2 separate regions of the Homo sapiens genome follow, and region 1 is linked to region 2. A link is a loop called in an ENCODE intact Hi-C map of the cell type or tissue named here. Cell type or tissue: PC-3. All regions are shown on one strand. Each heading gives the region's core, and the rest is flanking DNA. Links, peaks and the distances in the headings are about the cores only.

The links. Peaks named below come from ENCODE experiments on the same cell type or tissue, not always from the same donor. Only the 100,000 strongest peaks of a DNase experiment are listed, where the experiment ranks them.
Region 1: it touches region 2 in a loop (8-fold over the local background); 1 of 110 quality-filtered maps calls a loop at or near these places.

The regions. Positions count from the first base shown.
Region 1 is chr21:16,154,152-16,165,498 of GRCh38, forward strand. The region is part of intron 2 of MIR99AHG (mir-99a-let-7c cluster host gene); the gene reads left to right. Among named protein-coding and RNA genes, the nearest start is that of MIR99AHG, 89 kb to the left of the region's middle. In PC-3, for the core only: no CTCF peak of the experiment used is centred there; no DNase peak of the experiment used is centred there; H3K4me3 peaks cover 1,102 bases; H3K27ac peaks cover 1,847 bases.
Region 2 is chr21:16,073,491-16,084,837 of GRCh38, forward strand. All of the region lies in intron 2 of MIR99AHG (mir-99a-let-7c cluster host gene), which reads left to right. Among named protein-coding and RNA genes, the nearest start is that of MIR99AHG, 8.7 kb to the left of the region's middle. In PC-3, for the core only: no CTCF peak of the experiment used is centred there; a DNase peak (open chromatin) is centred at 6,521; H3K27ac peaks cover 479 bases; H3K27me3 peaks cover 476 bases.

The DNA.
Region 1 (11,347 bases), core at 3,834-7,833, 80 kb after region 2:
GGATTGAATAGTAGGACCACACATTTTAGGAAATTTTAAGCAGAAATGCTTTAGAAGAAATAGTCTTTATTTATTTATTTTTTTAAAAGAGCTTTTAAATTACTGAGTTCAAATACAGAAGAAGGCCTAAGTTTGAATTCATGGCGTATTGCTATAATGCACTATTAGACTAATCCTTCATTTTCTTGTCAATTAAAGACTTACCTTTATTCACTGATTCACTTATCAGTAATTCGCTCGGTATTTTAAAGCTGGCTGTTAAAAATCCCTTTGTTTATGGCAATAAGGCACCATTCATTTTGTGAACTTTATAAAACCAACCTCTGCCAATTTTGCTCTTTGAGAATAGCTCTAAAGATGTGTTCCCACAGTAATTACTGATTCCAGAGATGTTCATTAAAGAATGAAGTCAGAGGCAAGTGTTTGAAACAATTGTATCCCACCAAAGCCAGCTTTACTGCGCACCTTCCCAGAATCTACAGTTTCTCCACGTTTAAGAAAATCACTGAACAACTTCATACAAAATTTGTACTTTTGAGTGCTTTTACCTGCAGTAGCATTAAAGATGAGTATTATTTTTTACATATTTGTATTGAAATCAGATGCAGGGAAAGATGGAGGGAAAGCTAGGATGCTTTGAATGTGGGCCCAGTTGTCCGTCATATAGCTTCTGTGAATAGTATGGGTCAATCTTGTGTTCCTGCTCTATGTTGCCCACTTACCCAGAGTGACCAGGGTGAGAAAAGAAAAGGAGGGGAGAAACTTCAGTGAAGCCAGCCAAATCTTAGCAGAGAAAAATAAATAAATAAATAATAAATAAATAAATAAATAAATAAAATGGTTGTGGAGTTGAATATTTCTTTTAAAATGGATTTGTTATTGCAGAAGAGTAGGAAGAAAAGTTTAATTCTTTTATTAGCTTATTATCAGAACCTGAAATGCTGGAGTGTGTTTTAGGTACTGCATAGCTATCCTGCAGTTACAGCCCAACCTCCCACTGAGCCATAATGGGCAAAGGAAGAGAGAAAATTCACAGTGAGAGAGCAGGGAGAGAGAGATTTTGCTATCAGCCTGTCAGTGACAGATCTGAATGATAAACGCCTTACAGAAATGAAGTTACATTTATTTTTATTGCATGAAAATATATAACAGACAAAGGAAGGAAGTCAGAAAACGGGATTAGGTATATTTTCTAAATCTTTAGGTGTTAAACAGACTAGAGACCAGTCACTTGTAAATGAACACATTCCTTGTTTGGATGCAAACAACCCAGCCAAATTAGTTTCCTAAGTGCTTGGAAACAGCTTTCTGTTTTTGGCTTCCAGACCTGAGTTCTTTCATTCATACTATTTTTTTTTTCTTTTTGTTCAATCCTTATTAATCACCAATATTTCAAATACTTTGTAAATATAGATTGGTTTCATTAGAGTTAATGTATTTGGGGGCCAACAGGTTGAATGAATGATTTTATTTTAAAATTCCAAGATCCTGCCTGATACCTGGAGTATAATACTGAGCATCCTGAGGAGAAATGTTGCAATAGCAGGCTTTTGTGAACCATATCCCAAGAACTGCAGATCCTTGCACTGTGGTGACTGGGAACATTTACTCAGGATTCAGCCTGCTAGCATTTGAACACTGAGAGATTGTGGAATCTCTGTAGGCCTCAGCTTCTTCATCTGTAAAATGGAAAAGCTAATAATACCTACTTCAACATTTTTGTTTATTTTTTGACAGAGTCTGGCTGTGTTGCCCAGGCTGGAGTGCAGTGGCATAATCTCGACTCACTGCAACCTCCACCCCTCAGGTTCAAGCAATTCTCCTGCCTCAGCCTCCCTGAGTAGCTGCGACTGCAGGGGTGAGCCACCACAACTAGCTAATTTTTGTCTTTTTAGTAGAGATGGGGTTTTATCATGTTGGCCAGGCTGGTCTCGAACTTCTGACCTCAAGTGATCTGCCTGCCTCGGCCTCCCAAAGTGTTGGGATTACAGGAGTGAGCCACTGCACCGGGCCAACATTTTTGTTTTCATAAAGGTAGATTAAATGAGATTTCCTATAAACAACTGTGAGATCATTGCCTGGTGCATAGTAAGTGCTCAATAAATGTTAGCAATTAATATTACATACTGATGACTGGAGCACCTTTTTAAAAAAGTTATGCTTATTCCTAAATAAAAAATAATTCACATACCTATTACCAAAAATTCAGAAAAATAGAACTATAGATATAAACCGTATTTAGAAAATAAGAATCCAGTGTTATCTTACTACCTGACTGTATCTATCCACTATCAGTACAGCTATCAGATGCCTTTATTAACATGATCCCATTCAGGCTGGGTGTGGTGGCTCACACCTGTAATGCCTCTCTTTGGGGTGCTGAGGCAGAGCAGATTGCTTGAGCTCAGGAGTTCAACAACAGCCTGGCCAACATAGAGAAACCTCATCTCTACAAAAAAATACAAAAATGAGCCAGGCGTGGTGGCATGTGCCTGTAGTCCCAGCTACTTGCGGGCAAGAGGATCGCTTGAACCCGGGAGGTGGAGGTTGCAGTGAGCCGAGATCACACCACTGCACCACTGCACTCCAGCATGGATGACAGAGCAAGACCCTGTCTCAAAAAAATAAATAAATACATAAATAAAATGAAATAAAGAAAAAAGAAAGAAAATTCCTGTTAAAAAACACTTACTGTGTTTATTACAAGTTAATTATTTACTGCCAGTTCATAGCCATCTTTCCATCAATAAATATAGATGTACCAACTGATTGATGTTAGTGTCTTCATCATGCTCCATGCTCCATAGTGGTCCATAATTTAAGTAGTCACCCCTGGCATCTTAAATATTTTTTGTAAATATAGATAATAAAAATGCCTTCAGTCAGCACATTCTTGTTTGCTGTCCCTGGAGTGTTTGGATGACCATTAAAAATGGCAGAAGGCTGACTTGGTTTTTAGGCCTGAATTACAGCCCTGCCATCTACAAGCTGTGTGACTGTGAGCAAGTTACATAACCTTACTGTATCACAAGTATTTTTTTTCTCATTTATAAAATGATGATAATAAGAGTATCTAGCTGACATGATTGCTGAGCAGAGAAAGATGTTAAGACACATAAAGCTTTGGAGACTGGTTTCTGGTCTATGATTTTTACTCAGGAAGTATTAGCTTGAGGCTATGTAAAATCTTGGCATTTCTCCCAAATCATCAAAGGTAAATTATGTTATTCCTTTGAATTAGCTAAATTGTATTGCTATAAAAATTTACTTGCAATCTTAACATTTCACTGCAATATGTATGCATACTTTGGGATGTTTACATGTGAAAATGCACATTATCCTACACACTTCAATTCTCAAACCATGTTGGTTAGAGAAGAGATTAATAGTTATTTCTAGACACACTATACACAGAACAATTTGGAGAAAAATCACCATTGGACAGTAGCAACTAGTTTAATATTTGGCGTCTTTTATTTTCTCTTTTAACATTTCCAAGGAATAGGGGACGCTCTTGTCAATGACTTTTTTTTTTTTTTTTTGAGACTGTGTATCATTCTGTCACCCAGGCTAGAGTGCAATGGTGCTATCTTAGCTTACTGCAACCTCCGCCTCCTGGGTTCCAGCGATTCTCCTGCCTCAGCCTCCTGAGTAGCTGGGATTACAGGCATGCACCACCATACCCTGGTAATTTTTGTGTTTTTAGTAGAGAAGGGGTTTCACCATGTTGGTCTGGCTGGTCTCGAACTCATGACCTCATAATCCACCTGTCTTGCCCTCCCAAAGTGCTGCGATTACAGGCATGAGCCACGGCACCTGGCCAGTGACTAAGGTTTATTACACCACCTGGATAGATGCAGGGCTAGGGGCATGAAGACAGGAAGGTACTCCCACTTTTCAAGGACAGAATGTGGGGCGGGTGGTAAAATCTGAAGAGATCCTGAAAAATTGTCCTCCTTTAGGTGTTGTGATGTATTGCTTCTGCAATGGCCATCCAATCTTAAATACCTAAGTCTAGATATGGCATCCTTATTATGTAATTCTGGAACAAAAGTTACCCTAATAAAGAGCTTCAAACCCGCTAGGACCCACTCAAAATAGGGTAATAATACTCCAAGACATTCAGAAATTTCCTCTGTTCCCAGTGGGCTAGTCAGGACAGGGCAGTGAGAGCCCTCAGGCTAGCTCCCCTGGCCTCAGCAACTCCATTCACTTCCCCCAAAAGGGTCCTAAATAAATTTAAATTTCTCTATGTACCTCGACATGAAATAGTTGGAAAGCACACTCTTAAATGCCACTTTACTGACTGTACTGGCTAAAACAATGAGCTGTGTACGTATGAAAAAGAATGTTCATGTGTTTTCTTTGTCAATTACATTAATTTATACCCTTGCTAGTGTTTCTGAAAGAGACTAATAGTTCCCTCAAATACATTTAATGACCCAGTTTGAGAAATACTGTTCTAGAAATTAACACTAGTAATAATTTTGTGCTCATATGATTACACATACAAATATAAATTCTTGCAACTTAAACTCCATAGAAAAACTTGGATGTAACCTGGCTATGTGGATGAAAAACTGCTAATGTTAATATGTCTTTTAGCAGATGATCAAAATAAAAACAATACAATCTAATAATTCCCATAAACATCTGAAATCCTCTAAAAACATGTCTATGTAGACCATAAGGTAATATTATTCTAAAGCAATGATTCCCAGAATGTGCTCCCAGGGCAGTAGATCTGTATCATCTAGAAACTTATGGAAAGCTAATTCTTGTGACCCACTCCAGATTTACTGAAACAGAAGATGTGGAGGATGGGACCCAGTCAACTGTAGTTTAAGAAGCTCTTCAGGTGATTCTGATGTGCTCCAGTTTGCAAACCACATAATGAGGCTGAGTCCTTTTCAGTCATTCCACACCAAATGAGCACTGTCGTATGTTTACCTTAGGAAACATACCCTCAATTGAGTGGGGCTGCTGATATTTCAATTCCTTTTAAAGAGTTTGTCTCAGAGCCAATCTGTAACAAAAGAGAAATTCAGTTTCATTATTTTATAGTCAAATCTCATTAAGTAGTTGCTGAGATGTTTGTATGAAACTCAGATTTGACTTTGCCCTGCACTGTGAACAAAGACGATGAAACATTTTCACATTTGGAATGATTAGTCATCAGGAGATGCAGTCACAAAATTTTATTGAAAGCCTAATATTTATTCAAAAGCCTTTGATAGACTGCTTTTGGAACTTCTGCGACATTCTCCACCATAATATTGTTTAGCCTCTAACTCTCCCTAAATTGCCTTTGGTCAGAAAAGTTAACGTGGTTACTGCTTTGTTTATTTGACTTTCCTACCTCCTGATTCAGAGTAGAGTTAGCTTTGGAAGGAGACTAAGAGTCAAGCGCTTGCCTGAGTAAAACCTATTTTTGGCCAAGAGAACTCAAAACCAAAACCTTATATATATCCACCTTATTGCCCAGCTAACTTGGCTACTAATTTCTCTGCTACTATGAAATTCTCTTTCAAATTCCTAATTCATAGTCAAGTCTCATCTTGTTCCAGAGCAATTATGGTGGTTGGGAAGCCCAAGATGAGAAGGGTAACACAGGAACAAGGAAGCTGAATCCTAACAGTCAATCCTGCTTGTTCCTACTATCTCATACCTTACCAGCATTCCATCCTGAGGACTTAACTACCAACTTCAAGCTAGCCCATGTCTCATCTTGTGGTTCATCATGTCTCGTCATTTTGTGGCAAACTGTCCAGGATGACCCCCATTTTTTGCAAAAAAAGAAGACACAGAGGGGGAATAATCTTGGTTTTTCTCCAAACCCTAGATGTAGCTCATATCTGTGTTTCCTGAAGTTTTCTCTCTAGTACTCTTGCAGCCTGAGGCTTTTTCCAGAATCCAAGGGAGTGGGAAGAAAAAATGAGGGAAAGTCATGGTCCCTGAAGAAAGAGGGACGCTCAGTAAAGTCCAGCAGACAGAGCACCAGCCAGGGATGTGGTGGGCGGAGCCAAGGACATTAAGCTAAAAGAATATGAAACTTAAATCTATTGCCATGTCCCAGGGAAAAGTGGTGATGAAATTTCAATGAACAAAGCTTACTGTTATTTATCACTTTGTATGTACCTTTACTTTTTTACACAAATGAGATCATATCACATATTTCTTTTGAAACTGCTTTTTTTTATTTAAAAATTTATGACAGGCTGGGCCCGGTGGGTCATGCCTGTAATCCCAGCACTGTGGGAGCCTTAGGTGGGCGGGTCATCTGACGTTGAGAGTTCAAGACCAGCCCGGCCAGTATGGTATAACTGCGTCTCTATTAAAAATACAGAAATTAGCCAGACATGGTGGTGCATGCCTGTAGTCCCAGCTACTTGGGAGGCTGATGCAGGAGAATCCCTTGAACCCGAGAGGTGGAGGTATCAGTGAGCCAAGATCACGGGACTGCACTACAGCCTGGGAGACAGAGGGAGACTCTGTCAAACAAACAAACAAAAAAAGGAGACAAATATTTTTTAGGTCATAAACTTCTTCTTCTTCCTCCTCTTCTTCTTCTTCTTCTTCTTCTTCTTCTTCTTCTTCTTCTTCTTTTCTTCTTTCTTCTTCTTCCTCCTCCTCTCCTCCTCCTCCTCTTCCTCTTCCTCTTCTTCTTCTTTTCCTTATTCTTCCTTCTTTCCTCCTCCTCCTCCTCCTTCTTCTCCTTCTTCTCCTTTCTTAGTATATCTTTTTCTAAGCCTTCACAGTATAGGTTGAGCATTCGTTATCCAAGATACTAGGGACCAGCAGTGTTTTGGATTTTCGATTTTGGAATATTTGCCTATGCACAATGAGCTATCTTCCAGATGGAACCCAAGTATAAGCACAAATTTCATTTATGTTTCATATGCACCTTATATACATAGCCTAAGGTTAATTTTATCCAATATTTTAAATAATTTTGTTCATTAAACAAAGTTTGTGTCAAGTACTTACATGCGGAATTTTCTTTTTTTTTTCAGATCTTTCTTTTTTTTAATTTTATTATTATTTTACTTCAAGTTTTAGGGTACATGTGCACAATATGCAGGTTTGTTACATATGTATACATGTGCCATGTCAGTGTGTTGCACCCATTAACTCGTCATTTAGCATTAGGTATATCTCCTAATGCTGTCCCTCCCCCCTCCCTCCACCCCACGACAGGCCCCGGTGTGTGATGTTCCCCTTCCTGTGTCCATGTGTTCTCATTGTTCAATTCCCACCCGTGAGTGAGAACGGAATTTTCTACCTGTGGCATTGTGTCAGTGCTCAAAATTTCAAATTTTGGAGCATTTCAGATTTGGAATTTTTAGATTAGGAATGTTCAATCTGTATTCTCTTGTTGTATAAGATACCTATAAAAACCATCTTCTATACTTATTGCTTTCATTTTTTTTGACCAGACTCTTTTTAATGTTTTCCCATGAGTACTTAGAATAAAACCCTAAAATACCAGCATGAGCATTTGCACTGTTTTATTTGTTAATTTTAATATTTATTTATAACAATGATACTTTAAAATTTTTCAAAACCAAGACTATATACAAATATATACTGAGATGTTCCCTTTCCACCATTTTTATTTATTTATTTATTGAGACAGAGTCTCACTCTGTCTCCCAGGCTTGAGTGCAATGGCGCGATCTCTCTGCCTCTCGGGTTCAAGTGATTCTCCTGCCTCAGCCTCTGGAGTAGCTGGGATTACAGGTATGCACCACCGTGCCCAGCTAATTTTTGTATTTTTAGTAGAGATGGGGTTTCACATGTTGGCCAGGCTAGTCTCGAACTTCTGACCTCAGATGATCCACCCACCTTGGCCTCCCAGAATGCTTGGATTACAGGTGCCCAGCCAATTCATTTTTTTTCTGTAAAATTAATGCTACTCTGATGGCCCCTAATTCTGACTAAACTCCTTTCAGAATCTAGGATTATTAATCATCTTAATTTTTTTCTGAATTATAATAAAGTAGATAATAATCTGGGCATCTCAAATGCCATTTCTCATCCTATAATTCTGAAAAATATTGTTTAGTTGATGCCACACAATTCCTGGTAATTCTTTGGAAAAAGTTAATATGTGGGACAATATAATTGTCAAAAATAAACCTGGGATTTTTCTTCCATGATCTTCCATAGGTAGCAAAGGAGAATTAGTACAATTTAAATGTAGGCATGTTTCTGAAATTTAGGTTGTTCACCCATGGATACATAGTCTTACTAAATATCTTATTTCATATTATAACATTAAAGGGATTTATAAAGATTGAATATTATATTCTTACTTGAACCGATATTTTACTGCTTTTTTCTTATTTTAATTAGCATGTCAGTAACTGTAGAATGGTATCAGATAACCTTTAGTCTTGTTTATTTCCAACAAAACTTTTCTAATTCTTGAAAGATTAACATAATCTTGCACTAATTTGCATTCTAGTACGATGCTTTTCAACCTTGACTGCACATTAGAGTCACCTGGGGAGAGTTAAAAAATTCCAATGCCAAGGGCACCACAGACCAATTAAATATAAATATTTGATGGTAGGACCTAGGCCACAGTATGTTTTAAAGCTCCCCAGGTAACTCCAATGTGCCGCCAAGCTTGAGAAACACTGCTCCTGGGAAAGAAATAATTATCTAGTTTTTGTTCATTTTTTTCCAATTAGAATTTATTTCAGCATGCTTTCCTGGAAGTATCCGTTTTGTTAAATTTGGCATTGAAAACCAAAAACTAAAATAACAATTCTTTGTTTTTAGATTTGATGTGAAAAGAATAAATTCTCAGTAAGAGAAATCATATTGTGTGTAGAGTTTCAGTCTACATTTTGGAGTGTTGGGGAGAGAAGTTCATAGCTTTCTTCAGATTCTCAGTGTGATGTTTCTGTGGTAGGTAGGGAATTGACTGCAGGAAGAAACATGTTTTGTTACTGGTTTGTACCTGACCCTTGTCCATGTAAACACAGAATGCCCCTCTCTGAAGTGGTTATAATGTAATCTGAGTCGAGCATTGAATTCTGTGAGTGATGATTCTCCGCTCACACTATAGCAAACTATAAAACTTCCATGCACACTTTTAATGAAACAAACTAGCCACATGCAAAAGAGGGCAAATGAGTTGTGATTCAAAAGACAATCTCAGAATGTGGGTAGAGCTGGCATTATTTCTTCCTTATGATTGAATAGCTCATTATTATTCATGGGTGAACTAAAAAGTAAAATCTAGTAGTTTGGAGAAGTTTTTATCCAGCTGTGGAAAGTAGCTCAGTGGGCAAAAACTCTCCTCTGTCCTGTTAAAGAAGAAATGGGGGCTTTCTAGCATAGGGAAAAGATGGTTGTCATCAGAAGTTGGGGCTACTTTGTCTTTAAATATAATTTTTCATGTGTATACTTCTGAGAGAAGTTATGTAGTAGAAAATTCATAGAATTTTAATTTGAAAAGACATGATCCAGTGGCTAGTGAGAAGAAGGAGATCATTATATAAAAATTTTGGGGTGGGGCTTGAGGGGAGAACAGAGTTGGATTTCTGATTCTCAATTTTATTTCCTGCTATTGAATAAGATACTAGATAATATTCATTGGATTACTTTAATATTTATGGGTTTTTTATATAATAGAAAGTGTTTTTTTCCCCTCAGACTTTTCTTGTAAATCCTATAGGCCATTGATTTTTCCATTCTTTGTGAATTGGATATTTTACTAGGAATATCCTGGTAAAAGTCTAAAGATTTATGTGGTAGTCTACCACTATCGTATGGCTTCACTCACTGAGGTTTCAGCTACTCACCGCCGACCAGAGTTTGAAAATAAATTATTACAGTAAAATAAGGTATTTTGAAATAGAGACTACATTTGCATACCTTATATTACAGTATATTGTTTTAATTCTTCTATTTTATGATTAGTTATAGTGTATATAGGGATTGATACTATTTTATTAGTAGTCATCGCATATATAGGGTTTGATACTATTAGCGGTTTAGGTATTCGCTGAGGATCTGGAACATTTCCTCCACAGATAAGGGGGGGCTATTGTAGCATTCTTCCTTAAGCTACTGCTTTCTCATACACTCTCCCAGAGTACATGTATATTTTCTCTTCTTTTCTTTTCTTTTCTTTTTTTTTTTTTTTCTGGGAGGGAGTCTTGCTCTGTCGCCCAGGTTGGAGTGCAGTGGCGTGATCTCGGCTCACCACAACCTCTGCCTCCCGGGTTCAAGCGATTCCCCTGCCTCGGCCTCCCGAGTAGCTGGGACTACAGACGCCCACCACCATGCCCGGCTAATTTTTTGTATTTTTAGTAGATACGGGGTTTCACCATGTTGGCTAGGATGATCTTGATCTCTTGACCTCGTGATCCACCCACCTCAGCCTCCCAAAGTGCTGGGAGTAGATGTATATTTTCATTACAAAAGCAATTATATTGGCAAGGTGATGTATTGAATCCCATGATAGTTATTCTTTAATTTAGAGGACATAATGTTACTGATTTTTGTCTGGAGCCTCAAACATACCCAATTACAGGACAACCTGCATTGTTACTTTTAATGAATTACATTTGATACCAGGATTTTCTTCCTTCAGACTTCTTAAAGCATGCTTTCAAATATACTGGCCTGCCAGTAATTTCACCCAATTTGTTCCCTTAGATAGGGTAATTTCATCAAAGTTTTCCCGCATGGCCAGAATCTGTATTAGCTATTTGGTGTGCTATAAATTTAAAAGCTAGTAGTATTCTTCCCACTGCTTATATACAAACAAAAAAACAGATGTTGTGATTACACTGTAATGTTCCTGCCTAAAGTAAATTTAGATGTAAGAATATCGTCTTTATAGGTATTGTAGCAAAGTATGTCATTCTTTCTCATTTAGCTTAAATGGAGGTTTAATAAAATTGCTACTTATCAAAAGAGAAACTCCAGGGGAAGACTAAATAAATGAGGTGATATTTTAAAAGTTAATGAATGAGGTGCCTTGATCTGTGGTTCCATTATACTCTTTTCATTGCTTCACAGAGCTCTTAAAACATAAGATGTGATGAAAAGAGTAGGTAAGCTAATTTGAACATTGCCTTAAAACGTAGGCAGTGAAACACTCTTATTATGCCTACCAAGGGGCTGAGAGTAGAAAGTCCATTATTCTAGAAAACATTAGGAGGCAAAATGTAAAATGCAAATTAATCTTCTTTATAATATAATGAAAATTAAAAGTGAACTGTGTTTAAAGTGAGTAAAGCTGTAAAAATTTGGTGAAACAAACTATAATAAAACATATTTTTAAAATTTACTTTAACCATTACTTTGATGATATTACTGATAATTC
Region 2 (11,347 bases), core at 4,026-8,025:
AATTTCTTTCCATTTTCTCCTGCATTCAAAAATTCAAGACAATGCCAGCATAGAGATTTTCTCTTTGTGTGAAATGCCTTCCCATTTTTTAAGAGTCTAGATCCTTTTTTGCTTCAAGGACCAAGTTAAATGTCTCCTCTTCTGTGAAATCTCTCCAAATCATCACGACCAGAATCTCTCACTTCTCCACCCCTTTTCATCTCCTTTATTGCCTGTGTGCCAGTCAGTATTGCTGTAGGGCCACATGTGTGTACGTCTTTGCCACTAGACTGAAAGCCCCTTGGGGACAGAGACCACATTGAATTCTTCCACCCCCAGCTCTAAGAATAATGAATGATGCTCCTAAGGTTCAAATCCATGTTTTAATTAATGAATTATAAGTACATTATAAATTGCAGAGGGAGGGTCATACAAATTCTGGGGATTACAATTATTGTTGTCAACTATTACCACTATGTACCAGTTGATGTCAGCTTTACCTCATCAATGTTAAGCCTTTTATTTCACTGGCCCTTCATAATAAATCTCAGATTAAATGGTCCTTGTATTATTTTTCTTAAATAGCCAGTCATAAGGAAATGCAAATCATTTTGTTTATTAAATATAAAATTGAGCCAACTTAGTTGGTGTTTAAAAACTTAAAAATAGGTGAAATTTATGTAGATTCAAGCAACCATGATAAGCAAATTACAGTATCCAGCTCTACTGTTCATGATATGAAAAATTACTTGGAAAAGGTAAGCAGTTAACATGGAATGTTGAAATGCTTTACAAAGCATAATAAATCAGGAAATATAGAATCCCATGTCAGCGTTATAATTAATGTATGTATTTTTAATCTGTAAACTAGTACAATAATCTTGAGTGATTTCTAGATGTTTTTGATATAATCTGATAACATAATGCCAAAGCATGATTGATTTTATGTTAGTTATCTATTTAAGTTTATACTTTTGGTTATTATACTACTGCTAAGAGGAAATTAATGTTTTGGCAAAAATGATATTTTTGTTAATGTTTGAAAATCGTCTTTAGATTTAAAAATATATTTTAAACTGTTTTTCACTACCTTTTATGAGAAGAGAATGAAATAATTAGAAAATATATATATCTTTACTTTTATATCTGGAAAAATAGAAATTTCAGAGCTTGAAATCAGCTTAAGTCTTTATTTTGTAAAAGTATTAGAGAGGAAAAGTATCTCGCCCAAAATACGTACTTTCAAGTTCCCGGGACAGCTAAGACTGGTGTCAAGAATTCGGAAAGACTGGGTCAATATTTTTTTACCCTACCAAATAATCTTCATGTTAAAAACCAGCAAGATAGGATTATACAATTTTATAGTACTAACATAAATTACATTTACTTATGTAATCCAATACTGTATGTAGAATTCACATATCATAGGGAAAAATGGGAGACTGGACCTTATTGAGCTGTATTTTTCCACTATCCTACAATAATGCAATTGGGTCCTAATAAATAATCATTTATATTAGTATTCTTTAAAAATAATTATGGTTATGATGAAGTAAAAATGGAAATGATATCTGGGTTCACTTTGCTAGCTCTGAATTCAGTTAACACAGATATTATATCTTAATGACAAGATTGGTTAAATAGATTTGGGTGGGTCAGTTTGAACTTTTTTTAACCAATGAATTATACTGTTATTCTTAATCTTTTTTATTCTGCTTAAGTCTCCAGTTATCCCAAAGATGAGATATTTGCATCTAGCCAATTATTTAAAAATATAATTCTGGACCTTGTAAATACTGAGAGATGAATTGTGCCCACTTAGAAACGAATGTTTCTCAAAGACAATAAAAATAGTAGGACTGTCCAGCATCTTCTGTTTAGAAAATTACAGTTAAGAGTTCAGAGAGTGACTGAGAAAATGTAAAGCATCTTAAAGAAAATGTTACTTTACTTCCTAATTTAAGACGTGGTAACTGACAGCCGTGTGCATTTGAATACTATTTTGTTTTTCTAAATTTATTAAAGTAATGATAAACAAGATAGAAATAATGTAACACCCCCCCATACTGGTACTTATTGATACCATAATTGTACGGTCCTTATTCCAAAATTAATTATTGAATTAGGAAAGTGGAGTAAATATTAGGGCATAGGCTTACACAGCAAAACTAGTAAGTTTGTGATTGAGAATTGCTTATTTGTAAGATGGCAAAGAAATAGATAAAACTGACCTAAAACATTTGCATATTCTGGCTTTTTTTCCTGCTTAACCCTTACGACATGATTTAAAAGCAGTATCAATATATTTCGGTGTTTACCGAGTATTTCCACGAACTGAAGATAACACATCTTGTTATTGATCAGTGAGGTTGCTCTGTAACTGGTTGCTGAACCAAGAGGAGGAACAAAAGGCTTTGAGTTAATGGCTAATATTTGCTGGGGCCTAATATTTCCACTATATGCCATATGCTACACTATGTGCTATGCACACATTCTTTCATTTAATTCTCAAATCAATCCTTTGGTATAATTACTATCCTTATTTTACAAAACTGAGAAAATTGAGTTTCAAAAAGGCTAAGCCACTCCTCAAAGTCACATGACTAACAAGCAGCAAAAGAGGGATTTGAACGAAGGATTCTGACTTGAGAGAATGCATTCCTAATCATTCCAAACTGAATAATCAGTACATGTGATTTTGCTGTTTGCTGTAGAAACAGATTTTTTATATATATTACATTCATTAATGGTGTATCTGGTTCAGTTTTTTAAATGTTCACATATATTTTTACCTTAGCATTTTATAGGTCAGTTTGAAAGCTATTGAGTTCGCAATAATATCTACATTAATATTTTCTTCATATTTTGGTATTTCTGCACCCAATCAGATCATTTAGGTAATACATACCAAAACAATTTCTAAACAGTGACATACCAGACAAATGTAAGGTCATGTTAGTAGTAAAATGTCTTTGTAAGTCTGAATTACTAAAAATAAGTATTAGACTAAATGTTTCCATTTCCTCTTTTTCCTAGATATTTTACTTATTAAATATAACACCTATTTTATGACAAAATTAATTCTCATTAATTTGGCAGTTGCAGAATGTCACTTTGGCTTATTTAGACCCTGACTATCCAGACATGTAAGGTAGTTCAGGTTCTCACTCCTGTTTACACATCTTGTGTCTACAACCCACTGCAATCCACAGGATGTTAAAAGAATCTTACAATTACTGAATATGTAGTAATATATTTTATGCCTAATGCTAGATTTTTTAGTTTTTATCTACAGTGGTCAAGACTAGAGGGCATAGCTGACAAGTTGTTGACTTTCAGGGAATCAGCTTAATTTGGGGAAGGGAAAGGAGAAAACAGAATTGTGTAGTTTCTTAGCTTCCTGATGAAATGTTGTCCAGTTTCTTTCTCAATTTTCTATTTCTTTCTAGAACAATGTTGTACACTTACCATATGTCAGAAACTGTGCAGGCAATAAAATGATCCTCTCATGAACTCCAACTTCAACATTGTTATTGATTTTCATAATGAAAACACTATATCAATATATGTTCATGTATAATTGAGGTGTTTAGTTTGGTTACATAATTTATGGTACCCTCTTTTAAAAAAATCTAGAAAAGCAGAAGTTTTGACCCCTATGATTCTCATTTGAATGAAACTCCACTCCACTGTGCTCTCCACTGTGCCTTTGCCTCTTCTATGATCCTGATACCTAGAACTCAATACACTGCTCCTTGGAAGGTTTGAGGAATGCAGGGTGAAGGAGGACTATCATCTCTGTGTTTGGGGGCCACTAGGCCCATGGATGTGGTGCAAAGACCTCAATAGCAGGTTTAAGGATCATATTCTGATTTTGCCCATGCCTTACGCTATTCTCGGTACAGTTAGAATTTGATATTATTTTTTCTCGCAAGATTCCTTGATGTTCGCATTACTAATAATTACCTTTGTGGGAAAGAATCAAGGTCAACATAGCAGTTCCTTTCATTGCTTCTGAACTTACTGAGAAAGCACTTAAAGTATAGGACTTAAGCACTAGTAAAGTACTTAAAACATTTATTTTCAGAATGTTAATTTTTACACAGTGAAAACTAGAGATAATAGTGTCAATGACTACTTAGTGATCACTTAACTCCATGAGGTACTGTGAGAAGTGGTTAGGAGCATAAAATCTCTGTACAGATGCCTGGTTCTGATTCTGAACTTCATGACTTAGTAGATACATAACCTTGGACAAGTTACATAACTTCCCCGGGCCCCAGTTTTCTCATCTGTGCAATAGTACATACCTTAAAAGACTGTGAGGATTCTAGTGCATTTTTGCAAAGGATGGCATTATAAAGATGTGCAAATTCATGTTCTTTACTCTTCGAAGTATGGAATGTAGAGAGTATGTGTTTGTATATATTTAAATAAATATTAATGCAGTGTAGTTAAGTGCTATACCAGAGATGTATTTATGCTTCATAAATACTTTTAAAGTTTAATTTTACTTCACCTCTTTAACCAAGTTTTGTTTTTATTTGAACAAGTTGTCAACCATTGTTATAATCATCAGTTTTATCCCATCAAATATTGGTTTCATTTAAAAAGTTGTTTAAAAAGACTCTATGTTATTTTAATAATATCTATATAAGTTTACAATTTCAGGCAACTAATAATATTCAATCCATTGATTCTACTTTTTCCTCCATTGCTCAGTGTATATATCAGAAAATACAAATGTCCGAAGTCACATGTAAAAATACATGAAACCATTTATTCTGATTTTTGCAAAGCTCGATGGTAGAGCTAATATTTTAGACCATGATACCCTAGAATGACCAGAGGTTAGGTTCCTAGTTAGTGGCATTCTGTAAAGACAATTAATCCATAGTCCAAGTGTCTAATGTTCAAGAATCAGATACTTGATCACGTAGACTGTCCTTTAACAATCTCCATTGTACTCAGGAAGAAAATAATAGATTCTAATCCGAAGACCTGACCTAAAACCCTTTGTAAGTGCTCCAAGCCTCACTTTTCTTATTATGAAATGGGGATAGTAATGCCTAACTGGAAAGATAATTGTGTGGGCTAAATAAGAGGACCTGTGGAGTACTGTTAGGTTTTCTCTTCTGTAAGTTTTGCAAAGTCTGTTCAAGTGTGTGTTTCAATGTCAATGAGAGCAACAGGACTTCAAATAAAATGCAAGCTTCTGAGGAGGCAAACTCTAGTATGATGTATTCTATAGAATAGAGAATGACAAGATTCTTTAAAAATATTTCTCATTAAAACCCCCATTAGTTCAAATGATTTCAGGGGATTGTGAATGCAAGTTAATTAAATCAGAATTCTTTCTCATCTTATCCTGGGAATGACTGAAACTAAAAATGGTTTCATTTTAAAAAGAGGTTCATGAGCTCGCTCCCTCTCTCCACCTCCATCTCTATCTCTGTCTTTCCCTGCCTCTGAGAGAAACTGACGTATTTGGGTAGAGAAGAGCATCAGTAAGTGTTTCCAGTGATTGAGGCAGAGGGATGTTCAAAGGCATGAGTATTTTTAGATTAATAGTAACGATGCAACTAATTTTCAGGTGTCTCATTAAGGTGAAAAATAATATACTATAAATAGCATCATATTTGGACACCTATGTGCCAATTTTATGATGCTTTTACAATTTCATCTAATCTATTACAATTTGTTATTACTCCCTTCAAGTTTTATCCATGCTTTCATGGTACTAATAATGAAGATGACGATCAACTGAACTTTGCCATGATATTTTGTAGGTGTACCTGTTGTTTGAACTATGTATATAAATCATAAAGCAAAGAAATTACACATTCTGTTTGGGATATCTTATAGTAATATTGCCTTTTAATAATCCCCGTTTCTCCTTTTATTTAACAGCAATTACCCAACATCCTATTAAACATCAACAGAGATCGTCTTGCATGTCATTATAGTGCAATAAGATCTGTTTAGCTTTTCAGCTCTTACAAGATATTCATTTTGCAGTGGAGTTAAGCTTTTCTATTACCTTCCTAGGATGATGGTTTAGGAGTCTTTAAAAATTTTTATTAAACTCATTTTAGTTATTTTTTCCCTTTGTTAGTTAATTGATTTTTCTAGGACTGAGAAAGTGGGTTTTTAACATATCTCTTCTCTAGGGATAGGCTTCAGTATGGGGGCTGTTGGAGAGACCATATACCCCATTTCTCCGGGGATATGTCTAGTTTATGCCTATTGTACCAGGGTAATTATTGATGGTGCCCTCTTTCATTTTCAGTAGTGACCCATTTTTCATTAGAAATTATGTGGCCATTCTATAATATAAAGTTAATTTCTGAATGTTTTGGTAAAGATTATATTTTTGGATATGCAAATCTGTTGTCATCATGAAAGTATTTGTACTTTGCAGATTGTGTAACATGAGTTTAGGTTTTGCAAATGTGGTCACTACAGTAATAGATAATTTTGTTGATATGTGTTAGACATGCAATGAGTAATTGTTGATCTAAACTCACTCATTTGAGCATCAGATTTCATTAGTACTCTAGTCTAGACTAACAGCAGGAAGAAGTCCAGCATGTCAATTCATTTAACAAATATTGGTTGAGCACTATGTGCCAATCATTGCTATAAGCACTGAGGGACACAGCAGTAAAGCAAATAGACAAAGTCCGCTGTGCTCATAAAGCTTGTGTTCTGAGGTCCTTTATAGGGTAATAATATATATTTATTAAGTTATACCAATGACATTTTGCTCTCTTATACAAATTGCTTTGACAAAAGGAAGGTTTCATTTAAAATCCAGCCTGTTTTTATTCAGACTGCTCCATGATGTAGGCTAACTTTATACCATGAATTCCTACTGGGTACGTTTTTCTTTCTCTCACTCAGTAGCTTACCTGACATCTTAGGCCCTCCTGGAGTTGATGGTGCCAGCTGCCCATGATTTTTATGTTTTATTTAGTCAAGAAGCAGCTCAGAAATCCTAATAACTTGAGATCTTCTTATGTTCTAGCTAACACACAAAGGTACATGGAAAATGTACTACCTTATTTGTTTTTGGAAACTTTTCTTTTCTCCCTGAGAACAGGTTATTGTCATTTTTGCCTATATATATAAAATTCATGTTTTTAAATGTATCCTCGAGCTTTTCAAGTGATTTCTCTCCTGTGGAAGCACCTTCTCTTGTTATTTGGCTTTTTATAAAGCCCACGAATATTTTAAAATTTTAAATGACTTATGTGCATAAAAAAATAAGCAATTTATATATTAAGAATACATATTTAAGCAATTTATCTGTTAAGAGTACATATTTAAAATGAGAACAATTATATCATAAAACCAGAACTGTTTGGAGTTTGACATAGACTTGAGACAATTGTTTAATTCCTTTATTTTTTAAATGTGCCCAGAAAATGTGTAAAGAAATGGTATTCAACTTGCTCAGATTTACAGAGTAGTTTGTGATAGACTCAGAAAAAAAAGATTTTTTAAAATTTGAATTTTTAAAGTTTTGATTATAAAAATATTTTCTCTGCTCTAAATTTGAAAAATTTTAGAGTTATATGAAAGAAAATTGAAATATTTAGTTATTTTACTCTGTATAAATTACCATAGTTGCACAAATTCTAAAAATACATATGTCTTTTGAATAATATTGAAGTTTCACTATATAAATATTTATATCTTGTTTTTAAACATGAAGAGAGAAAATATTATGTGGTATGATATAAGGGATGCACATTTAGATGAAAAATAAAGGAAGAAAGAATTGATAAGACAGGCATTTAAAAACCTAGGTATTTTTGAATTACAACTTCACAAATTATATGAGGCTATATAGGATATATATAGAAGTGAATATGAATATGTCAATGTCATTTCATAAAAATGTTTTGTGGTACACTGAAGAGAGACATGTCAAAGTGACAATGCTGTCATAGATGTGGATGCCCTTTCTTGCTCCTGGGAAGTAGTATCTCTTCCCTCCACATATACTCTGGGTTATACCCTCTCTTAAATCCTCATGGAATTTTTCCATCGATGATCCTTCTCCTGTATCATCACCTTCCTCTCAACCAGTTCTTCCCTCCCAGAACTCAAAAATGACCAACTTTCACTCATCCTAAGTAAACAGATGAGGAAAACAATAATAGCCACCCCCCATAAACCTATTTCCTCTTGTATCTCTTACTTATCCATTCTGTTGCTGGACACGAAGTCAGGAGAGCTGAGAAAAGACTCTAACTCACTCGGGACAAGTAGTGTAACTTCTTTGCACTCCAGCAGAATTGATAGTTTTATATTTCATAAAATATAAAACGGTGTTAAAAAGCTATAGTTTTTTTTTTTCCAAAAGTACTTTGTCCACCTTGAACACCACATAAATGTAAAGGAGAAGAGAGGAAATATCCTCTACAAGCTACTTTTTAATTGTTATTTTTAGGGAGCTCTAAAGTAACTCTAAAGGTGTTTTTGACATAATATAATTACCATTTACAGCCATGATCTCATTTCCATTTATTTATTTTGAGATTCTGTTCCCACTCAGGGTTCTAATGGTGCAGGGGTGGTAGTAGGGTCAAGTTATTTTAAATAACGATCAAGGAAACAATCTATTTTTAAAGGAAATAAGCTCTTTGTGCTATTGAACAAAGATCGCTGCACTTGAAGTCTATTTGTTACTCCAAAATTATTTCAATGAGAGTAGGAATCAGATGATCTCATATCTATTGCTAGCTATGCCACTAGTCATTTGTGTGACATTGGAAAACTGGTGTTTATTGGTTTATCAGGATGGACAGGAGACCAGATCAGGACTTTCAACAACTTTTCTTAAAGTAGAATTCTTTCTTAAATAAAATCGACTCGGAATCTCAAAATATTTTTAGAAAGTGCAATGACCCTGTTTGGATTAGGGTTGGGAACCTCAGAGCTGTATTCTTTTACTCCTCATGCACTTTAGGTGGTGCCTAAGATGCCCTCATTACAGCCTCGTAACTCCATGAGAATAAAGCCACTAGAGTAGATAATTGTTGACATTGCTTAGAGTTTGAAAATTAGACTGTTTTTTTTTTGTTGTTGTTTTGTTTTGGTTTTGCTTCTTTTGGTCAGCCATTAATTAATATAAATTAAACTTCCACTAGATGGCAGTAGATCAAATCTTTGATCTTGACAATCTTCAGTCTAATATTTAAAAGCACATATTTGGACTTCTTACACAAATTTTAGAAGAATTTTATTGTCTTATATTTTAAACTTTAAAATTCTTTTTCAACCTCTGAATTTTCACTTGGTATTCTGTTTTCAAGACATTACGAACTATTGGTTAGTCCAGTCTTTATGATGTCTGGTAAAAAATATTACTTGCTCTGATTATAGAAATTTTTAAAAATTGCATAATGTTCAAGTGAACACATTTTCATGAGCATCTAAATTTATTATTCATACAGTCTTGATTTTACAGCTTCACTGGAAGGCTAATTTTTAACCCAAAATTTACAGTGACCTGGTCATTCATTTTGCTATCCCATAACGCCCACTCCCTTCCACAGCAATGCAATTCCAATGATAGTCTGCATTGTGTATACTCTTAACTTTGCAGAGAGGGGATGCTTTCAAATTATATTAGATGATGGGAATTTGTGATAAGGATAACTAGCGAAATGAGGTATCTCAGGAAGCTGCTTCATATCCCTAAGGTTAAAGGTATAGTAATTTCTTGGAGGTACAGAGCAACACCTTCCTTTGGGATTCAGCAGGTCCTCCTGGAACCCAACAGCTCTGGTACCCTCATGCCAACAATGAGCCTCCCAGAAGTTGCCTCTGCTCCTCTTTTTGGATACCACTTATTTATACTCCCCAGGAAAGAAGAACTGGTTGAGTCAGTTTGTTGTAGTTGTACACAGATCATCCCTTAAGTGCAGTCTCTTGCTAAGTAAGTCCCCTGAGTTGGTTAGACCCGACTGAGGACAGCTTATTCTTTAACTAGTGTATTAGTCTGTCTCATGCTGCTAAAAAGACATCCCTGAGACTGGGTAATTTATCAAGGAAAGAGGTTTAATAGACTCATAGTTCCACATGGCTGGGGAGGCCTCACAATCGTGGCAGAAGATGAAGGAAGCGCAAAGGGACGTCCTACATGGTGGCAGGCAAGGGAGCATGTGCAAGGGAACTCCTCTCTATAAAACCATCAGATCCCGTGAGACTTATTCGCTATCATGAGAATGGCACAGGAAAGACTCGCCCCCATGATACAATTACCTCCCATCGGGTCCCTCCCACAACACTCGGGAATTATGGAAGCCACAATTCAAGGTGAGATTTGGATGGGGACGCAGACAAACCATATCAAATAGCCAACATAAAAGGTCAAAGTTTATGCCTGTTTTCCAGGTGAAACTAGTGATAGCTCTAGCTCCCCATTTTACTCTCAAAGTGATCCCAATTCAAAAGCTCAATGATATGATCACCTGAACACACAGTTATCTTTACCTTGAGAACTAAGTCTGATCTTCAAGCCAGAGTCGTAGACACAAGACTTGTCTAATGAAAATAATTGTCTGTGGCAACTTTCTTAGGAAGGAGCTGTGGGACACAGGTATTTAGAGTTGTATGAACTGCCAATTATGTAGTCCTTAGAAGAAAAGAAAAGAGAAATTAAAGATGAAAGCTAACTTTAAACTCAAATTCCTACCTCACTGGTTCAATTTTATCCACTAGATACCATCTTTTTCTAATGCATTGTGGAAAAGAGTATTATTTTCATTGTTAAGGATAGTATAAAACTAGAAAAGAAATTAAGTGGCTTGCCTGTATCACATTGTAAATATCAGAGAGAATTCCAAAATTAGAACTTTAGAGATGGTTAGTCACAATCTATTAGGCATAAGTAGTAGACTGAGTCTTTTAATTATCACTCTGTATAATAATTCACATGCCACCAAATGTATTGGAAATAGTTATCTTTCCATCAAAACTATTACCCCCAATTTTTTAAGTAATCATATTTTTAGATTTTAAATACATTTTCTCCCACATTAGTCCTCTATCACTTTAATGAGTATAGTTAATATGGTGAATCGTAGATTCTAAAGCCCTTTCTCTTTTTTTTTGCCCTCAGAACAGATTTATAATGAAAAAAAAACTTAAGTGACTGAAATGTTCAACCTGAGGAAGAGAAGCCAGACTCACTGGTCCCATTCCTCAGAATGTAGTTTCTTTCAGAGAGGGCTGTGATGAAATTTTGGCCTATCTCAATGTACAACACCAGAAAGAGAGATGATATTATAATTTGAGACATTTTGTTTAGAACGATTTCATGCATTCTTCTAATCAGAATGGGCTATTGAAAACA